Linked DNA regions of Mus musculus: region 1 is linked to region 2. Evidence: chromatin loops called from intact Hi-C (ENCODE). Cell type or tissue: left cerebral cortex. All regions are shown on one strand. Each heading gives the region's core, and the rest is flanking DNA. Links, peaks and the distances in the headings are about the cores only.

Region 1 (8,293 bases), core at 294-8,293, 1.3 Mb after region 2:
ACGCCTGCCTGGATACTGCCTTGATGATAATGGACTGAACCTCTGAACCTGAAAGCCAGCCCCAATTAAATTTGTTCTTTTAAGAGTTTCCTTGGTTATAGTGTCTGTTCACAGCTGTAAAAGTAACTAAGACAGTTACTTACGGGAGTAGGGGCTGACTCAAAGGCAGCTGGAAAGCCAGCCCACGCAACCCACGTGAAGACTCATGACAGCTGGGACCCGGGAACTCTGAGAAACTCAGAGTTGGCCCGCTGGGCTGCTCAGAATCCTCCAGAGGTAACTGGGAGCCAACGCTTGTGGACCAGGCTAGTTTCACTTTCTCAGAAACCTGCTTGTTTACATCCTGAGTCCAACCTTCTCCCTCACCTCCTGGGGGAGGTCTCAATTCTCTGATGTCCAAAAAGCTGCAAGCTCTGGGAAGATGGTGCTTTAGCGGCAAGCTGGCTGCGCTTCCGAGCTTCAGGGCCATTGTTACCCTCAAAGCTTCTGGTCGGCTGCAATACCGATTAGGATTTGTGCCTGCAGTTCCACAGATAGCCTGCAGGCGGCTCTCCTGGTCTATGAAACTATGAGTACACCCACGTGATTTGAACATGACAAGGAAAACAGGAAACCACACTGTTGTCAAAAAGTGTGCCTCTTACCCGGGCGGTGGTGGCGCACGCCTTTAATCCCAGCACTTGGGAGGCAGAGGCAGGCGGATTTCTGAGTCCGAGGCCAGCCTGGTCTACAAAGTGAGTTCCAGGACAGCCAGGGCTATACAGAGAAACCCTGTCTCGAAAAAAAAAAAAAAAAAAAAAAAAGTGTGTCTCTTTCACAACACTTCCAAAATTGTTACAAGCCATTTGGGAAATTCTAGGTCAGCGATGACAACCTTTAAAGAATTTTTAAAAAAAGATTTATGTATTTATTATACACTGTAGCTGTCTTCAGACACACCAGAAGAGGGCATCAGATCTCATTACAGATGGTTGTGAGCCACCATGTGGTTGCTGGGATTTGAACTCAGGACCTCTGGAAAAGCAGTCAGTCCTCTTAACCGCTGAGCCATTTCTCTAGCCCAGAATTTATTATTATAGCCTGTCGAGATGTTATTAAAACCTTGGCATGGTGTCCATGTCTTTAATCCCAGCACTAGGGTGGGGTGGGGACCGAGGCAGGCAGATCTTTGGAGTTCTAGGCCACCTGGGTCTACATAAGAGTTCCAGAACAACTGGAGCTACACAAAACCTTGAAAATAAATAAACATGTGTGTGTGTGTGTGTGTGTGTGTGTGTGTATAAAACCATATCCAAAAATTTATCAGTATGTGTGTTTGCTTAACTCAGATCCTCTGGAAGAGCAGTCAGTGCCCTTAAACGCTTAGCCATCTCGCCAGCCCCCGAGTTCTACATCTTCATTTGAAGGCCGCTAGGGGAAGACCTAGTGTGGTTAGGAGGCTCTCATTGCCCATCCCCACCGTGACACACTTCCTCTAAAAAAGCCATGCCCACTCCAGCAAAGCCACACTTCCTCATAGTGCCACACCCTGGGCCGGCTGTATTCAAACTATCTCAGTTCTCATTACTTGTACTTCTGGTAACCCAGCAAAATCTCACTGGCTCACCAAGGTGGACTTTGGTGCCACTGTTACTTTTGTCTGCCATGGGTTCACATTTTGAGGCGAGAAGAGGGGTGTCAAGTCTACCAGGACAATCCTGTCACACAACATGGGTGTACATTCGAATTTAGCAAGCTGTAAGCAGGGAAAACGGCAGGAGGGGCTGGTGGGTCACAAGGGAGCTGTTCAGATCAGCTCTACCTTTGCTGATAGTTACTCTGATATGGAAACACTCTAAAGGAGGTGCAGGATGCTCAGGGACCCTTACCGTACCACACCAGTGCCAATAAGACTCACCCTGCATCTGTAGATGCACACAGAAATGCCCCTCCACTTACAAGGATTCAGAGAACACCCCAGAAACAGTAGCTGTACTACTTTAAATTAAGCCTGGCTTTCCTGGCTTAGTGCAGCCTGGCTTGTTGCCTGCAGACTGTGCCGATTGGACAGACGAGGATGAGTAAAGATGTCGGCCAGCAAGAGGCAGACCCTCTGCATCCATTCATGAATATGCACTATTGGCTTAGACCTTGGCTCCTTATATCAACCAGGCAATCACAGCCTCTGTTTGATTTACTTAAAGGTGGAAAGGATTCCTTCTCTCTTCTCTCCCAACAGCCAGAGAGATCATTTGTTCTATTAAACACCATGTTACATACACCTGCCTCGCTATGATCCACAACACCCAATCCGGGTCTTCATATTCAAATCTTGCCCTAACGGGGACCCTAGAATGGCTCCATACGCCAACAGGGAGAGCCCCTCAACTACTAACAGAGGTTGACACTTTATCCACTATAATTAGGACAGGAAGAGAGAGCACCTTAAAAGCTATAGGTAAAGAACCTGGTGTAGCCGGGCGTGGTGGCGCAAGCCTTTGATCACAGCACTCGGGAGGCAGAGGCAGGCGGATTTCTGAGTTCGAGGCCAGCCTGGGCTACAAAGTGAGTTCCAGGATAGCCAGGGCTACACAGAGAAAACCTGTCTCGACCCCCCCCCCCCAAAAAAAAAGAACCTGGTGAAACTGTTTTGCCCTTCCCTCTCCCAGACATCCAGTGTCTCCTGGGAAACCACACCCCTTTTGCTAATAGCCTCATCGGCTTCCTGGGACAGACAGACAACCATTATCCCAAAGATAACTTCCTGCAGCCACACCAGTCTTTAGGTGTCTTCCCCCCGCACTACTGTGCTTTTGGTCTGATATCCCATGGCCCACAGAGTTTTCATGGATGGAGAGCGACAGGGTGCTGTCTACATAGTATACCAAAGAGACACACCAGCTCTGAGTCACATTTCCCCCTTTCACAGATAAATCTCCCCAATTAAAAGAACTGTATTCCATCTGGTCTTAACATACCTGAAAGAACCAGCTCATCTTTATCCAGACACCGCTTATACAGTCAGCTTACTCCCATGGCTAGCCTGCTGCTAGGTCAGGCTTGGTAGTGACCCTTTTCCCCAACGAATACGATTTCAAAAATACTTTAACCTAGAACATATCCCATTTGTGATCAGCCATGTGTAGTCACACTCAGCACAGCTCATCAGACCCCTCTCTGGTAGCAACACAGCAGCCGGTAAGATTGCCACAAGTGGGGCCTTTACTCTGTTACCCTCACTGCAAAAGAACTCCCCTCAGCTCACCCATATTAACCTGAAAGGGCTACAGCTCAAATTCCCCAATACCCCCACTAAATACCTCAGGCACATCCTCAGAACTTTCTCCTCCAGTGCCTCCCTAATTTGCACCCCTGATACACAACAATTGGGCACCAAGGCCAGAGGCCCTAAGGCTAACACCCTCTTGCAAGAGTGATGCCACCCACATCCCACATTCGGTACACAGAAATTTGTAATCGTTACCATTGATACCTATTCCTATAAAAAAAAAACCCTAATTAATCACATGTTCTCCACTTTTGCTTTTACAAGGGTCCTTCTCCATATCAAAGATGATACTGGACCACCATTCAACAGCCATCAATTCTAAAATAATTGTCCACCGTACTGGTATCCCTCACAACACTCAGGGCCAAGCTGTTATTGAAAGAACAAATCAAATACTTAAAAAATTTAATTAAATACAAGGCTTTCTACCACCAACACTGAATTAAACCTGGCATTATTTACACTGAATGTGTTCAACATCTATGCCACCCAAGACAAACCTCCCATTGTCTGTCACTGGACTCAACCACCACCTATGCCACCCATCCTGGTCAGATGGAAGGACCCACTTGACGGGTGCTGGAGTGGACGGATTATTCCCTATTAAGAGTAGGAAGGGGATTTGTTGATCCTGTCTGGGTATGACCGACGACACCCTCCAGTCAGAAAGATGGCATGCCTGGGGATCACAGAGAAAACAAAGAGGAGACCGTGCAGGCCCCCGAGGTCACACAAGCAGGTCACCTGGGCGGACATTCAGTTCCTCATTGACATGGCTCCCTGTTGCTGTTCTCCCCACCCCCAGCCCCTCAAGGCTCCTTCTCTGTCATTCCCATGGCTGTTTTTACCCTGCCTGACGCCATGCTTCGGCTAGCCCCACTCCTCCTAACACCATGCTCTGCCTGTTTAACGTCAGGGAAACATCTGGGAAGAACCAGGCATCGGGACTGGAGACTGCACACTAGCGGGACGTCAGAAACCCGTTACGATTCCTATACAGCCAATCGCCTCTTCCAGTGCTCATTCCCTTGCTTGCTCTCCTTGGCAATCAGACCCATCATGCATTAAGGACACTAATACCTGTGGAGGATGTCCCTATTGGTCCTGTAAGTTAAAAATGGGGGTGCGTGGGACACCCCACACTACAGATATACACCATGTTTGGATAAAATTGGAGAACCTTTGAACGAAACATGGAGAATGGGGTGATTAATAAAATTTATGTTCCTTTGATACCAAGCCCTCTTCCCAGTGGACAACGGGGTCTACAGTGCTGAGACAATGACCTAGGTCCACCCGGACAATCTCAGGACTGAGAATGACAATTCTTCTACATAAAACACACCCATCTGGAGCTACAGAGGCTTCATATGGGAAGAAACAGGAGGAGTCTGAGACTAAGCCCGAGGCTGAGAAGACAGATCCTGAGGAAATAGGCAAAGTCTCCCCTTTACAGATGAGAGTCCTGCACTCAGGCTTGGCAGTGTGAGCCGCCCATTGCAGGTGAACAGAGCCTGGTCTCTGTGGGATCCCTGTGGGGCTTGCAGGCCAGCGCCTCTGCTTTAAAGAGAAGCCTCTCTCCACTGCATCCCTAAGCGCTTGTGTCGCCATTGTATTCCCGGAAGTGACCTTTCTTCTAGAAGACTCTAGGGTGTGACTTCTGAAGAGAAGAAGGAAGAGGAAGGGTGGAGGTTAGGAAACAGTGAGTCGGGCTTGTGGGTCTCTCCTGGTGATCTGACAGCTTCTGGGTCAGAACTCGGAGTCACCACGACAAACTGCTCTCTGTCCGCAGTACAGGGTTCAGGCAAAGTCTTGGTTGCCAGGCGGTGAGGTCAGGGGTGGGGAAGCCCAGGGCTGGGGATTCCCCATCTCCTCAGTTTCACTTCTGCACCTAACCTGGGTCAGGTCCTTCTGCCGGGACACTGATGACGCGCTGGCAGGTCTCACTATCATTGGGTGGCGAGATTCCAGGAGCCAATCAGCGTCGCCGCGGACGCTGGTTATAAAGTCCACGCAACCCGCGGGACTCAGACACCCGGGATCCCAGATGGGGGCGATGGCTCCGCGCACGCTGCTCCTGCTGCTGGCGGCCGCCCTGGCCCCGACTCAGACCCGCGCGGGTGAGTGCGGGGTCGGGAGGGAAACGGCCTCTGCGGGGAGAGGGGCGGCACGGGGGAAGCCGCGTCCCCGCGTCGCCCACCGGACCCTCCGCCCCTTCTCCACCTGAGCCCCGCGCCCAGATCCCCTCCCGGCCTGCGCAGCCGCCCGGGGTTTGGTGAGGAGGTCGGGGTCTCACCGCGCGCCGTCCCCAGGCCCACACTCGATGCGGTATTTCGAGACCGCCGTGTCCCGGCCCGGCCTCGAGGAGCCCCGGTACATCTCTGTCGGCTATGTGGACAACAAGGAGTTCGTGCGCTTCGACAGCGACGCGGAGAATCCGAGATATGAGCCGCGGGCGCCGTGGATGGAGCAGGAGGGGCCGGAGTATTGGGAGCGGGAAACACAGAAAGCCAAGGGCCAAGAGCAGTGGTTCCGAGTGAGCCTGAGGAACCTGCTCGGCTACTACAACCAGAGCGCGGGCGGTGAGTGACCCCGCGTCGGAGGTCAGGCCCCTCCACTTCCCGACACAGGGACGCTGACGTCCCGGGTCCCAAGTCCGAGGTTTGGGAACAGAACGGACCCGGAACCGGTTTCCCTTTCAGTTTGGAGGAGTCCGCGGCCGGGCGGGCGGGGCCGGGGCGGGTGAGCGGGGCTGACCGCAGGGTCCCGCAGGCTCTCACACACTCCAGCAGATGTCTGGCTGTGACTTGGGGTCGGACTGGCGCCTCCTCCGCGGGTACCTGCAGTTCGCCTATGAAGGCCGCGATTACATCGCCCTGAACGAAGACCTGAAAACGTGGACGGCGGCGGACATGGCGGCGCAGATCACCCGACGCAAGTGGGAGCAGAGTGGTGCTGCAGAGCATTACAAGGCCTACCTGGAGGGCGAGTGCGTGGAGTGGCTCCACAGATACCTGAAGAACGGGAACGCGACGCTGCTGCGCACAGGTGCAGGGGCCGCGGGCAGCTCCTCCCTCTGCCCTCGGGCTGGGGCTCAGTCCTGGGGAAGAAGAAACCCTCAGCTGGGGTCATGCCCCTGTCTCAGAGGGGAGAGAGTGTCCCTGGGTCTCCTGATGCCTCAGCACAGTGACTGCACTGACTCTCCCAGGGCTCAGCCTTCTCCCTGGACAGTGCCCAGCCTGTCTCAGGAGGGAAGGAGAGAATTTCCCTGAGGTAACAACAGCTGCTCCCTTCAGTTCCCCTGTAGCCTCTGTCAGCCATGGCCTCTCCCAGGCCGGGTTCTCTGCCCACGCCCACTGTCGGTGGACACTGACTCCTGTCCTGCTGAGTGTGTCAACCCTTACACCTCAGGACCGGAAGTCGCCTTACCTGATTGGAAACATGGACTCCTATACACTAGCCTGGTTGCCCCAGCTTCTAGAATTTTCCAGAGAATACATTCTCCCAGATCCCTCCCTGTCTGTGGGGTTTGCACCCCTTCGACAACCTAATTCTCTCTATTCCTACAGTGGTGAATGGTCACATGAGCTCTTATGGGGTACCCTGGAGGAATATAAATCGAGAATTTTCTTTTTTGTTTTCTCTCTCTCTCTCTCTCTCTCTTTTCCGATTTTTTTGAGACAGGGTTTCTCTGTATAGCCCTGGCTGTCCTGGAACTCACTTTGTAGCCCAGGTTGTCCTCAAATTCACATGCCTCTGCCTCCTGAGTGCTGGGATTATGGACTGCCTGGCCTTTCTTTTTTCTTTACTTTTTTTTTTTTTTTTTGAGGCCTTATTTTTTTTCTAGTCAGTTTTTGTCTGCACTGGAGTGATCCTGTTTCTCCATGCCCTTGTATTATCATTTGTATCAGTCCCCATAGGTGCCAGAGGAGACTGCTAACCTGGATAATTATGCAAGTTAAATCAGGGTTCTCATTAAAGGAGAGATTCTTGTGAACTTAGAGTGTTTCCTGTCAGAACTAAACATCCAGAAGCCTCCTGCTCTTCCTCTGCCCCCACAAGTTACAGTGCCCCCCCCCCAGTGAATCAGGACTTGGACTCTGAGAGACAGGGTCTTCTGCAATCCAGGGCTGGATTGAGAGGGAAGACCACACACCCTGTGAGCTCACTGTGTTCCAGTGAGTGCTGCACTGGGGTCCACAGCTCACTCCAGGGATCCTGTGTGACATACCTGTACCTTGTCCTCCAGAGTCAGGGGCTGGGAGTCATTTTCTCTGGCTACAGACTTTGTGATGGCTGTTCACTCGGACTGACAGTTAACGTTGGTCAGCAAGATGACCACAGTGGTTGAGTCTCAGTGGTGGGACCCTTCCAGTAGCATATGCCCCTAATTTTGATATGAACTCAAACAGATATTAAATTACTTATTTTCCATTCCCTATTCCATTCTGTGACTATCTCTCTCATGCTATTGAACATCACATAAGGATGGCCATGTTCACCCACTGGCTCATGTGGATTCCCTCTTAGCTTCTTTGTCCCAAAAGAAAATGTGCAGTCCTGTGCTGAGGGGACCAGCTCTGCTTTTGGTCACTAGTGCAATGACAGTGTAGTGTCAAATAGACACATAGTTCACTCTCATCATTGATTTAACTGAGTCTTGTGTAGATTTCAGTTTGTCTTGTTAATTGTGGAATTTCTTAAATCTTCCACACAGATTCCCCAAAGGCACATGTGACCCATCACCCCAGATCTAAAGGTGAAGTCACCCTGAGGTGCTGGGCCCTGGGCTTCTACCCTGCTGACATCACCCTGACCTGGCAGTTGAATGGGGAGGAGCTGACCCAGGACATGGAGCTTGTGGAGACCAGGCCTGCAGGGGATGGAACCTTCCAGAAGTGGGCATCTGTGGTGGTGCCTCTTGGGAAGGAGCAGAATTACACATGCCGTGTGTACCATGAGGGGCTGCCTGAGCCCCTCACCCTGAGATGGGGTAAGGAGGGTGTGGGTGCAGAGCTGGGGTCA
Region 2 (8,298 bases), core at 1-8,000:
CACATGGCATGTGTAATACTGCTCCTTCCCAAGAGGCACCACCACAGATGCCCACTTCTGGAAGGTTCCATCCCCTGCAGGCCTGGTCTCCACAAGCTCCATGTCCTGGATCAGCTCCTCCCCATTCAACTGCCAGGTCAGGGTGATGTCAGCAGGGTAGAAGCCCAGGGCCCAGCACCTCAGGGTGACTTTATCTTCAGGTCTGCTGTGATGGGTCACATGGGCCTTTGGGGAATCTGTGTGGAAGATTTAAGAAATCACACAATTAACAAGACAAACTGAAATCTACCCAAGACTCAGTTAAATCAATGATGACAGTGAACTATGTGTCTGTTTGACACTTCAACTGTCATCGCACTAGTGACCAAAAGCAGAGCTGGTCCCCTCAGCACAGGACTGCACATTTTCTTTTGGGACTCAGAAGCTAAGAGGGAATCCACATGAGCCATTGGGTAAACATGGCCATCCTTATGTGATGTTCAATAGCATGAGAGAGGTAGTCAAAGAATGGAGGAGGGAATGGAAAATAACTAATTTAATATGTGTTTGAGTTCATATTAAAATTAGGGCTGTATGATCCTGGAAGGTGACACCATTGAGACTCAACCATTGTAGTCACCTTGCTGACCAACATTAACTGTCAGTCCAAGTGAACAGCCATCACTAAGTGTGTAGCCAGAGAAAATGACTCCCAGCCCCTGACTCTGGGGGACAAGGTACAGGTGTGTCACACAGGATCCCTGGAGTGTGCTGTGGACCCCAGTGCAGCACTCACTGGAACACAGTGGGCTCACAGGGTGTGTGGTCTTCCCTCTCACTCAGCCCTGGATTGCAGAAGACCCTGCCTCTCAGAGTCCAAGTCCTGATTTACTAGCGGGAGGGAGCACTGTAACTTGTGGGGCAGAGGAAGAGCAGGAGGCTTCTGCATGTTTAGTTCTGACAGGAAACAGTCTAAGTTCACAGGAATCTCTTCTTTAATTCGAACCCTGATTTAACTTGTCTAATTATCCAGGTTAGCAGCCTTCCCTGGCACCTGTGGAGACTGAAACAAATGATAATAGGAGGGCATGGAGAGACTGGATCACTCCAATGCAGACAAAAGCTGACTAGAAACAAAATAAGCCCCCCCCCCCACCAAAAAAAAAGTTAAGAAAAAAGAAAGGCCAGGAGTGGTGGCACATGCCTTTAATCCCAGCACTCGGGAGCCAGAGGCAGGCAGATTTCTGAGTTCAAGGCCAACCTGGTCTACAAAGTGAGTTCCAGGACAGCCAGGGCTATACAGAGAAACCCCGTCTAGGAAAAAAAAAAAAAAAAAAAAAAAAAAAAAAAAAAAAAACGGAAAGAGAGAGAGAGAGAGAGAGAGAAGAAAATCCACGATTTATATTCCTCCAGGGTAGCCCATAAGGGCTCATGTGACCATTCACCACTGTAGGAATAGATAGAATTGGGTTGTTAAGGGGTGCAAAACCCCACAGACAGGGAGGGATCTGTGAGAATGTATTCTTTGGAAAATTCTAGAAACTAGGTGAACCGTCCTAGTGTAGAGGAGTCCATGTCTCTTATCAGGTAAGGAGACTTCCGGTCCTGAGGTGTAAGGGCTGACACATTCAGCAGGACAGGAGTCAGTGTCTACAGACAGTGGGCGTGGGCAGAGAACCCGGCCTGGGAGAGGCCATGGCTGACAGAGGCTGCAGGGGAACTGAAGGGAGCAGCTGTTGTTACCTCAGGGAAATTCTCTCCTTCCCTCCTGAGACAGCCTGGGCACTGTCCAGGGAGAAGGCTGAGCCCTGGGAGAGTCAGTGCAGTCACTGTGATGAGGGATCAGGAGACCAGCGACACTCTCTCCCCTCTGAGACAGGGGCATCACCCCAGCTGAGGGTTTCTTCTTCCCCAGGACTGAGCCCCAGCCCGAGGGCAGAGGGAGGAGCTGCCCGCGGCCCCTGCACCTGTGCGCAGCAGCGTCGCGTTCCCGTTCTTCAGGTATCTGCGGAGCCACTCCACGCACGTGCCCTCCAGGTAGGCCCTGAGTCTCTCTGCTTCACCAGCCTGCTCCCACTTGTGTTTGGTGATCAGCGCCGCCATGTCCGCCGCCGTCCACGTTTTCAGGTCTTCGTTCAGGGCGATGTAATCGCAGCCGTCGTAGGCGTACTGCTGGTACCCGCGGAGGAGTCGCCCGTCGGACCCCACTTCACAGCCAGAGATCACCTGAATAGTGTGAGAGCCTGCGGGACCCCGCGGTCAGCCCCGCTCACCCGCCCCGGCCCCGCCCGCCCGCGGACTCCTCCAAACTGAAAGAGAAACCGGTTCCGGGTCCGTTCTGTTCCCGAACCTCGGACTTGGGACCCGGGACGTCAGCGTCCCTGTGTCGGGACGTGGAGGGGTCGTGACCTCCGACCCGGGGTCACTCACCGCCCTTGCTCTGGTTGTAGTAGCCGAGCAGGGTCCTCAGGTCCACTCGGAAACTCTGCTCATTGCCCTTGGCTTTCTGTGTCTCCCGCTCCCAATACTCGGGCCCCTCCTGCTCCATCCACCGCGCCCGCGGCTCATATCTCGGATTCTCCGCGTCGCTGTCGAAGCGCACGAACTCCGTGTCGTCCACGTAGCCGACTTCCATGTACCGGGGCTCCCCGAGGCCGGGCCGGGACACGGCGGTGACGAAATACCTCAGCGAGTGTGGGCCTGGGGGCGGCGCGCGGTGAGACCCGGACCACCTCACCAGACCCCGGGCGGCTGCGCGGGCTGAGAGGGGAGCAGGGCGCGGGACTCGGGTGGAGAAGGGGCGGAGGGTCCGGTGGGCGACCCGAGGACGCGGCTTCCCCGGTGCCGCCCCTCCCCTCAGAGGCCGTTTCCCTCCCGGCCCGGTACTCACCCGCGCGGGTCTGAGTCGGAGCCAGGGCGGCCGCCAACAGCAGGAGCAGCGTGCACGGTACCATCGCACCTGTCGGCGATTCGCGACTTCTGAGTTCTGCGGGCTGCGTGGACTTTATATCCAGCGTCCGCGGCGACACTGATTGGTTCTTGGTGATCGCGCCACCCAATGGGGGTAAGAGCTGACTGCGCGTCAACAGTGTCCGGACAGAAGGACCTGACCCAGGTTAGGTGCAGAAGTGAAACTGTGGAGATGGGGAATCCCCAGCCCTGGGCTTCCCCACCCCTGACCTCACTGCCTGGCGACTAAGACTTTGCCTGAACCCTGTGCTGTCGTCTCCGAGTTCTGATCCAGAAACTCTCAAAACACCAGGAGAGACCCGCAGGCCAGACTCTCTGTGTCCTCTCTTCCACTCTTCCTCTTTCTTCTTCTCTTCAGAAGTCAGACCCTGGAGTCTTCTAGAAGAAAAGCCTCTTCCGGGAATACAATGGCGACACAAGCGCTTAGGGATGCAGTGGAGAGAGAGGCTTTTCCTTAAAGTCAAGGCGCTGGGCTGCAAGCCCCACAGGGACCCCACAGAGACCAGGCTCTGTTCACCTGCAATGGGCGGCTCACACTGCCAAGCCTGAGTGCAGGACTCTCATCTGTTAAGTGTAGACTTTGCCTCTCCCCTCAGGATCTGTCTTCTCAGCCCTGTGCTGAGACACAGATTCCTTGTGTTAATTCCTAGATGAAAAGTCTGTGGCTGCAGGTGTGTGTGTGTGTGTGTGTGTGTGTGTGTGTGTGTGTGTATGTGTGTGTGTGTGTATTTGAAACAAGGATCTTCATTCTGAGTCCTGAGTTTGTCTCTGTGGATCTGGGACATTGTCTCAGCACAGGAGACCCCCTTGTCCACTGAAGAGAGACCCCGTGCAGACCACAGACAGCAGGGCACTGATCCCTGTCTCCACTGGACTTCTCTGTGTCTGCACTTCCATGGTGCAGTTGCTTTAGTGACTCAATCACAGTAGGAGAGGAGCTGTCACCAACTATAACACAGAATAAGGATGCTAGTGTGGTAGAAGTTATGTAATCTCTGACCCTCTCCCTCCCTCCCTGACCTTCACTCACACTTTTGAGCTGATGAGGTGAGGGACATGAATGTCACAGCTGTGTGGGACACGGGTTCTGATAATTGAGTTGGCCCCAGAGTTCCTCAGGCCTGTGCAGTGTGGACACTGGGAGAAAGATGATTCTCATGCCAGAGAGCACACACTGTGATGTGAGGTTTCATCCCTGATCAGTAGTGTGGGGAAAGATTAAATTTACCCATTTCATGATTCTGTGGATCTTTTCAAATCAGTCACAGAAGTGAAGTGGAAAGAAGAGCATAGATGGGTGGGGACTCCTGAAGAGAGTCACTCATCACACAGAGCAATGAATGCGTGTGACCACAGGTGTGAACTCCAGTCACCTCCCCATGCAGATCCCCACAGCAGCCCCCCAGCCTCACCAGGATTCAGCAGACCCTGTCTCCCTGAACCCCTCTTATTAGATGTTGTGAGCATTTTCCATGGGGACTTGATGCTCTTAGGTTTCTTCCTGATCAACCTAGGGATGCTGTTGGGGTTAGGCAGCTACACAAAGGATCTGTCTCCATTACTTTTCTTCTTATTTTACTATGGGTTTTGTTTGTTTGCTTGTTTAGACAAGGTCTATCTGCACAGCCCTGGCTATTCTGTAATTCATTATGTAGATCAGGCTGCCCTTGAACTCACAGAGATACATCTGCCTTTGCATCCTAAGTGCTGGGTGTGTTAGTTTTGGTTTTGTTGCTGTGAAGAAACACCATGACCAAGGCATTCCTTCTAAAGGGAGACATTTAATAGGGTCTGGCTTACAGTTTCAGGGATTTAGTCCATCATGACAGGAAGCATGCCAGTGTGCAGGTAGACATGGTGCTGGAGAAGGGGAGACTTCTACATCTTGATCCAAATGCAGCCAGGAAGAGGCTTTCATTCCACACTGGGCAGCTCATGAGCATAGGAGACCTCAAAGGCCAACCTCAAAGTGACACACTTCCTCTAACACAGTCACACTCCTAACATTGCCACTCCTTGTGGGCCAAGCTTTCAAACACATGAGTCTATGAGGCCACCTATTCAATCCACCACACTCAGATTGAAGGCATTGTCACCACACCAGCTTTAGCTAGTTTTTTATTGCTGTGATAAGACAGTGTAATCAAGGCAATACAAAAAAGAACATGTTTAATCTGTTCTCTAATTTCAGAGGGTTTGAGTCCATGATGGCAGAGGAAAGGTGTGGTAGAAAGCTGAGAACTCAGGACTTGATTTGCAAGCAAAAGACTGAGACACTGGGAAAAGTGAAATTCTGTTAAAACCTCAGTGCCCAACCCAGTGGCACACATCCTCCAACAAGGCCACACCTCCCAGTCCTTTCTGAACAGTTCCATCAGCTGGATTCGAAGGATTCATTCCTATGAGCCTGTGTGGCTGTTCTCATTCAAACCAGCACACCTTTCACTATGAAATGGAAGAGGCCAGCAGGGTTCTGCAGATGTGTCCAGTGCAATCTGACAGAGATACCCTCCAACAGGGGACTCTGCTGAGTTAGGTCTCCCCCTTTGCCTCTGTCTCCTCCTGCTCAGCCCCTCTCTGTCTCTGTCCCTCAGGCCTCTCCCCATCAGTGCCCAGCTCCCCTCCCTCCTGAGCTCTGCACTGACACTGTCTCTTCCTGGGCCTCTAGTTTCTCTCAAGGTGCTCAGCAGCAGGCTGTGGATCAGCTGTGTGGTTTCCTGATGTGAACATTCCAATGGTGGCTGGAGAGATGGCTCAGAGCTGAGAGCACGTGTTCCTGTTGCAGAGGATCCAGGGTGAGTTCCATCAGCACGTGGCGGCTGTCAACCATCTGCAACTTCAGTTCCAATGGACCCAATGCTTGTGTACCTACATACTCATGTACAAAAAAATAATTCTAATAAAAAATTTAAACATATGATTTCAAAATCCTTTCTCCTACATATCTAGAGTAGAGGCTGATAGTGGGCTCTTTAGACAAATCTGTATCACCAGCCAGTGAAGCCAGCTCTGGAATAGAACAGAAATGTATGATTGAAATACACTGTATGAAGACAATTTGCAAAAGAGTCATAGAATTAAAAATACAACATACTGATCACAGCCTCATCCCAGGAAAAAGACACAGTGTGTGCTCATCTCTGCACTTGAGCTGATGTTAGTTTTTGATTCCCTATGAACAAGATAAACTCCAATCAGATGTTTAAATGCTAATTTGTAACAGACCATGACACCCCAATATCCAGAGCATTCCTGCAGAGAAAGGTGTCCCCTTTCCCATCTTTCCTCCCACTGCAGACCCTCCAGGGTCTCACCTGTTGAAGATGACAGGGAAGAATCACATTCTTGGGCAACAGCGCCGCCTGGTGGAAGAAACAAAGAGGACAGCGTCTGAGCCCACAGAGCTGAGGGTAAAGGGGATCCAGGCTGCTGAGCTGCCCCAGGGCCTCCTTCCTGTGTGCACTTCTCCAGGGCTTTCAGGTCTCAGGCTGCCCTGCTCTCATCAAACTTACATCCCAAAGAACTTTACGTGCTTTTCCACCCGTGGAAAGAAAACTCCCGGTAAGAGGGGAGGCAGGAGGCAGAGTCATGAGTGCTAAAAGGAGCTGCAAAGCCCCAAACAGAGCAGTTCCAGAAGTCGGACAGGGACCATGATGTTGGTTCTTTGATGCCAGCTACATGTGGGGCTAACTAAAACCTCAAAATGGAGGACACCATCTGTGAGGCGTTTTTGCTTAATTTGAAGTGGGAAGATCAATTTCTGACCCTTTTCTTTGAGGTAGGAAGACACACCTGTAATCCAGAATATTTGAGCAGGAGCCCCTCCCCCTTTGTAATCCAAAATATTTGAGCGGGAGCCCCTCCCCCTTTGTAATCCAAAATAATTGAGCGGGAGCCCCTCCCACTTTCTGATCTGGGCCACGCCTTCTGCTGGAAGCCTACATGAAGACATGGAAGAAGGAAAGGCTTGCTCTGTGTCTGCTTGCTCCTGCTCCTGTTATCTGTCGGAGATTCCTGCTTGTCCTCCCTTGCTCTGAATAATGACGGCAGACTTACATTTGTTTTTGAATGCCTATGCTTTATGCTAGGCCTGTTTCCAGCTATCTCATAATTCAGTTATCCCATTCATACTATTCTAAGTTCTGCCATGTGACTGGTCACCTCTCCTCAGTTTCACACATACCACTTTCTATGAGCCCGTGTGACAAATCCCCCATGCTTCTCTCTTCCCAGAGTTCCTCTAACTGACCAGAATTCTGCCTTCTACTCTCTTTGCTACAGGACATAGAGTTTTTATTTTACCACTCAGGGTGCTTTAGGTAGGCAAGGTAGGACAGAGACTCATCTTCACACAGTGTACCACAACATTACTTCAACAATATACCTCTTAGTCCTATAAACAGCTCTTTCTCTGACATCATCAACTTTATACAATAAGAACAAGTATCAAAACGTAATATTAGGGCTGGAGAGATGGCTCAGTGCTTAAGAGCACTAACTGCTCTTCCAAAGGTCCTGAATTCAATTCCAAGAAACCACATAGTGGCTCACAACCATCTCTAATGTGATTTGTTGCCCTCTTCTGGTGTGTCTGAAGACAAAACAAACAACAGTGTACTCAAATACCTAAAATAAATAAATTAATCTTTTAAAAAATAAACTTAATTTTAAAAAGTTAAGAATTTGAGTTATTAATTATTTATTAATTATTATTAATTCTTCATTTAATTCATTAAGAAAATTAATTATGAAAATTAAGAATTTTAACTAATTCCCTTTCTTTTTTTTTTTTTCAAGACAAGGTTTCTCTGTGCAGCCCTGGCTATCCAGGAACTCACTCTGTAGACCAGGCTGGCCTCAAACTCAGAAATCTGCCTGCCTCTGCCCCTGAGTGCTGGGATTGAAGGCGTGGGCCACCACTGCCTGGCTTAATTAATTCTTAATATAAAATATAAGAATTACATTCATAATGTCTGTTTCATTTGTATTTGTCAACCACTAAGAAATTATCTATGTTATAAATCCAAAGTCCTATCTATCTCATGAGTCCAAAGTTCTTTCCCTAATTCCTTTTCAATCATAACTTGAAATTATCCACCTATAAATATCTTCCTAGACCTAAATAGTTTTCTTGAATCCTAAACAACCTAAGCTTGCTGTGAGACTGTGACTATGCAGTCTTCCCCCAATCAGTGACCTGAGAAGGATAAATATTCCCTGAGAAAACAGCAAGTGCAGAGCAAGCAGCTTCCTTACAAAGCTACGGAAATGGCAGAGATCGCTGGCTGCCTGGACAGTCACCCAAGATTCTCCTGCAGTGCTGGGGCATCCATCTTTGCCTAGTGGCCC

What was found. Hi-C counts contacts between places; a loop is a spot of excess contacts. Peaks named below come from ENCODE experiments on the same cell type or tissue, not always from the same donor. Only the 100,000 strongest peaks of a DNase experiment are listed, where the experiment ranks them.
Region 1: a loop joins it to region 2, with 13 times the contacts of the local background. A loop is called at or near these places in 17 of 42 quality-filtered maps.

The regions. Positions count from the first base shown.
Region 1 is chr17:35,257,799-35,266,091 of GRCm38, forward strand. It overlaps H2-D1 (histocompatibility 2, D region locus 1), which reads left to right and starts at 5,296. Exons shown (of 8, transcript NM_010380.3): 1 at 5,296-5,388; 2 at 5,581-5,850; 3 at 6,041-6,316; 4 at 7,986-8,261. The coding sequence starts at 5,316. In left cerebral cortex, for the core only: CTCF peaks have their summits at 514 and 1,460; DNase peaks (open chromatin) are centred at 543, 1,491 and 5,211; H3K4me3 peaks cover 1,664 bases; H3K27ac peaks cover 492 bases.
Region 2 is chr17:33,997,325-34,005,622 of GRCm38, forward strand. H2-K1 (histocompatibility 2, K1, K region) reads right to left here and starts at 3,009. Exons shown (of 8, transcript NM_001001892.2): 1 at 2,870-3,009; 2 at 2,410-2,679; 3 at 1,947-2,222; 4 at 1-236. The coding sequence starts at 2,933. It overlaps Gm31082 (a long non-coding RNA gene), which reads right to left and starts at 6,824. Exons shown (of 3, transcript XR_385546.3): 1 at 6,264-6,824; 2 at 6,044-6,121; 3 at 5,055-5,958. In left cerebral cortex, for the core only: a CTCF peak has its summit at 6,303 (motif pointing left); DNase peaks (open chromatin) are centred at 3,052 and 6,309; H3K4me3 peaks cover 1,328 bases.